Regions from separate parts of the Homo sapiens genome. Here region 2 is linked to region 1. Evidence: read pairs that join two places in POLR2A ChIA-PET (ENCODE). Cell type or tissue: endothelial cell of umbilical vein. All regions are shown on one strand.

Region 1 (2,500 bases):
CTAAACTTTTCTAAAATTTTCATTTTCTAAAATACATGTTTTTCAAAGGACAAATTCAACCCCAAATGTGAGAATGCAGAAACAAAACCCGGAACAATATCTCTCTTTAAAAGTGCCTGCCGAGAAGCAACCAGAGTGACCATCTGTTGAAATCTTCACATTTTGGCAAAAAAGAAACCAAGGTCAAGAGATACATATTTACAAAGCTTGTAAGACACTTGAATTTAAAAATTGTTTTTCTCCTAAGGAATGGCATATTCATTATCCTTAGATGAAAAGTATTAACTGTCATTCAATAGTTGATTGATGTGAGACTTTAAAATTATTTGAGTCCAAAAATTCAGGACATATCAGACCTCCTCTGAACAGAGGATATGCCATCCTCCCACCAATCCTTTATTCCTTTCATATCATCTACTTAAAATACATTTTCTTTTTATTTTTTTTATTTTTTGAGACGGAATTTTGCTCTTGTTGCCCAGGCTGGAGAGCAATGGCACAATCACCGCTCACTGCAAACTCTGCCTCCTGGGTTCAAGCGTTTCTCCTGCCTTAGCCTCCCGAGTAGCTGGGACTACAGGCATGCACCACTGCGTCCGGCTAATTTTGTATTTTTAGTAGAGACAGGGTTTCTCCATCTTGGTCAGGCTGGTCTCGAAGCCCAACCTCTGGTGATCCACCCGCCTTGGCCTCCCAAAGTGCTGGGATTACAGGCGTGAGCCACCGCACCCGGCCCCTAAAATACATTTTCATTCTCACCACCTCTGAAAGTTTTTTTTTATTGTTTGAGGTATCATTTATGAACCACTATGCCAATCACTCCCTGACTCCTTCATATCAGTCTCATATAGGTCAGAACACCATCAATGCTTGGGTTGATTTCTCATTTTGCAGCTAAAATATGCTCTTTTTATTGTCCGTTATGTTTAAACTGTCAATAATATCTGTCTTAGCATCCCTAAACAAAACAAATGATAAACTTTTATGGACTCTTTGTATTTCCAGCCCCTTTATTTTACACACACACACATAAACATATATACATATACATACAAACACACATGCATGTATATATAATAAATTCTATGATAATCGCTTATAATAATGGATGGTGTTGATGATGATGAAAAAAGAGATGACTTAAGTCAAAATGGCTGATTATACAAAACTTATGGTTCATATGGACTCTTCACCTTCCAGAATCTTATAATTTTATTCCAGTGCCTATTTCCAACCAAATGCTTACGAATGTTCCTTTGGAGATACAGGGCTGTGGGGGAAGAAATTTAAAATTATAGTGCCTTTACACAAATTTAAATACTGCACAGTATTCCACAGTAGGGAACGCTATGGTGAGCATATTGAGTCATTCTCCTAAAGAAGAAATTTAAATTTTTTGATGACTTTTTTTTTATAGTAATCACCAGAATTTTCTTCCTTGAAACTCTCTGGAAAAAAAAAAAAAAGCCCTTATTAGTTAGCTAAGCATTAACAGTTCCTTTACTACTTGGATCCTTAGTCTTCCTAATTATGTCTCAAGGGCTTAATAATCTGGCAGACAAAGGGAAACCAGTTTCATGCTTATTTCAAAAATTCTTTAAGGCACAGGAACTTTATATTACTTTATACATTTAAGGCAAACCAATTGTTAAATCAAGGTTTTTCTTACAGAATGGAAATAAATTATATAACTTTAACCAAGTTTTTTTTTTTTTACCAAGAAAAAGACAATTTCTGATAGCACATACAAGAGTGAAAGTGGTAATTTAATATACAAATACATTCAAAGCAGTGAGAAAAAAATTAGCAACCATACAATCATGCTTTCTGATGATGAGTGAACCACAGATAAGAAGTTGCCTTTTATTGAAGATTATCATTTTCACTTAAGTAACTCAGTACATGGGAACTGACTGGAAACTCAGGTACCTAGGCAAGCAAAAAAAAAAAAAATGGTTTTATGTGTGGATGCAGAAGGTACATATCCAAGAAGAAAAACTAAGTTTAATAAGGTCCCAAGGTCCATTACAGAAAGGGTATCAAGAAATAGCTCTGAATCTGTTTTGTGAGATAATGTCTTACAACTTAGAATATTGAGTCAGAGAGAAATCTTGGACTGTTGTTATCTCCTGCTGCAATCATAGTCCTGAGCTAGAAAGCATCATGCATAAAGCACTACATAAAGAAAAAAACAACTGATAAAGTATTCACTTAGCTTGGTATTTCCAAAGACAGTTGAAACCAGAGTGACAAAAGTTCTCTTAGAAGCCTAGAATGCTGGAAGGATTTAGATAGATCAAAATTTAGCAGGGTAATCTTAATAATTGCTCATTTCTAGTGGAAATTGTGGCTCCAGATAGCAGTTCAGTAACAGGATCCTTCAGCCAATCAAATATAATGAAATATAAATAATTAAATGCAATTTTAAATAGTGGTCAAAAATATTTTGGAGGAAAAACCAAAACCCTGGAGAAGTTATAGACCAAATAGCCTGTTTTTG
Region 2 (2,500 bases), 140 kb after region 1:
AATTACACTGTTGAATGAGCCTGTGTATTTGTCAATCGATAAATCCTACTATAGGTAAAGTGAACATTTGAGAATATCTAAGGTGGAAATATGAAGAATTTATTCTCGTACACACATGCATATTTCATATTTTTCTAGAATTTACTTTGTATCAATTCAGCATTCAATGGAAAGGAAAATTCACTTTAGGCACGGAATACATTTACTGTTTAAAATTAAGTGTGAGTAGATCAATCATTCACAGATTGAATACAAGACAAGTTACCTTCTCAGTTAATCTAAAGATCTCAATAATGCACTCAAAGTATTTGGGCTGTGAAAGATTGTTGCACAATATGTCAGCTTTTAAAAGGGTCAAACTTCAGGAATTCAACTTAGAGCTGATCTGTTGAGAGAACCATCAAATGAATCAAGTGGAGAAAATTTGAGATTAATTTATATATAAAATATATATTAGAAAATAGCCAAGAAGTAGCTCATACTATCTTATGGATTAATACTTAAAATTAACATAAGTACAACCATGACAAAAGTGTTAAGGAAAAAATATGCCACATGAACAGGTGGTCTAATAAGAAAAATTTCATATTTCATTCATAGATAGGCTTCAACTTTTAAAGAAAATTTGGTATAATTCCATCAAACTTTTATCATCATTTAATCCATAAACATTATGCAAAAACTAAATATTTTTCTAAAACAATTCTAGGCATTAAAGTATCATTTTGGAGGAAATGTATTGCAATATTATTTTTACTTTCTTTAAGCATTTTTCATGATGTGTAAAGTGATGCCCATTACTTCTCTCTGGGTTTTCTCTGCTAATTTTTTGGTTTAAAAAAATCCTTCAAATTGTCACTGAGAAAGCCCCAAATTCCGTGAGAAGAACAGGTGTTTTCAAGAAGGAATTTGAGGCATGAGGCACCAGGGAGACTTGGCTTATTTCAGCAAAGCAAATGAAGTGGATGAGGTTTTTGAACCCTGCTTTCACCAGAATAAAGCAAGTTTCTCCATGCATTAGTGTTTCTGAGTCAGAAGGGCCTTTTCTGCAACAGTTGGCATAGGGCTGCTTTATGGTTGCAGTAAACTCCCTTTTTAAAAACCTTCATTTATCCCTAAAAATAAAGGCACAGAAAAGGAAACTATAATGCGTTTTAAAGGTATTCTTAGTCTATCAGTTTGGCATTTAGCTCGAACATAACAGCTATTTCAATGTGTAAATACACACACACACGCACACACACAGATATTAAGAAGTTATAGGTACTTAACAAAGTCATCTTTTCTGTTACCCTCAACATTTCTAGGACAAAGCCAAAAAAGTATCTGGAGCCATATTTTAAAACAAATGTTATTCTCTGAATTATAGGCCTGAAGTCTGTTCCGGAAATAGTCTCATGGCCAGTGTAATTATGGCTTATATGAGTCACGGGGCCTACTCTAGGCACTGTTCATCCTATTTATAATCTATCCCTGGAACAAAAATTCAGAAGCTAAGGAAACAATGATAAAGAACAATGTCAGGTGGAGTTCAACAGACACAGCCTCCTTTCTTATAACTCAATCTCAAGGATCCCAGCAGACAGGTTAGGGAGACGTCCTGCTTCCTTGGAATCCCTCGACAGTTATGAGGGGACATTCGGGTAGGTCACTGCTTCATTTGAGGTGTGACCTTGCTGGGTTATTATAGAGAATTGGATCCTACTGAAAAATTTGGCCACAGCAATTTACTCTGCAGCAGAATAACGCACTTCACCAGAGAAGTGTCAGATTATTGAATTCTTTGTGCTGAAATGTGGTTTGTACAAGGGTGTATATATTGGAGTCTACAAGCCTAATACAGTTCCTACACATTCTGCCTGCCTTCAGTTTACGAGTCATCTTGCTGTGCGGGAATTTTTGTACAGCAACAATGTGTTAGCTGAATGCGATGGATTTTTTTTCTATTTTCTCTCTTTTTTATTAAAGACTTTTTTTTTTTTTAGAGCAGTTTTAGGTTCACCGCAAAATTGAGAGGAAGATACAGAGATTTCCCATCTACTCCATGCCTTCATACATTATCTACTCCTGTATTATCTACTTTCTCTTTAGTTAGCAGATCAAAAGAAATAAAGATCAAGATGGTGAAAATTATTGCTTTAAATGTTGCAAAAAAATTTAAGGTCCAATTTGCCCGTAAGAAAACGCCAGAAATATGTTTGGAATTTCGTGTCTGCATCATGTCTCTTTCTATAATTATGTATGGACTGCATTAAACTATAAGCTCATGGAGAGATGGAACTATGCATAACTGTTGTGCACAATTAGATCCTTAAACAGGAGATAGCAAGTATTAAAAAGTATCTTTTGGTATGAATGAAATCTGAAGCTTAAAATATTCTTTCAGAATGTAAGGTATTGCGCCGCTCTCATTGTTTCACTGTATATATCATTTATCTCCAGCAACTTCACAGCACCTGCCATTGACAATTTTCTATGATATCTTAGAATGAACGTCTCA

Evidence for each region. Peaks named below come from ENCODE experiments on the same cell type or tissue, not always from the same donor. Only the 100,000 strongest peaks of a DNase experiment are listed, where the experiment ranks them.
Region 2: POLR2A ChIA-PET joins it to region 1 with 6 read pairs; 2 of 35 experiments call an interaction of 5 or more read pairs at or near these places.

Annotation. Positions count from the first base shown.
Region 1 is chr4:31,207,776-31,210,275 of GRCh38, reverse strand. All of the region lies in intron 4 of LINC02497 (long intergenic non-protein coding RNA 2497), which reads right to left. Among named protein-coding and RNA genes, the nearest start is that of LINC02497, 38 kb to the right of the region's middle. In endothelial cell of umbilical vein, no CTCF peak of the experiment used is centred here; no DNase peak of the experiment used is centred here.
Region 2 is chr4:31,067,787-31,070,286 of GRCh38, reverse strand. All of the region lies in intron 2 of PCDH7 (protocadherin 7), which reads right to left. Among named protein-coding and RNA genes, the nearest start is that of LINC02497, 100 kb to the left of the region's middle. In endothelial cell of umbilical vein, no CTCF peak of the experiment used is centred here; a DNase peak (open chromatin) is centred at 1,446; H3K27ac peaks cover 900 bases.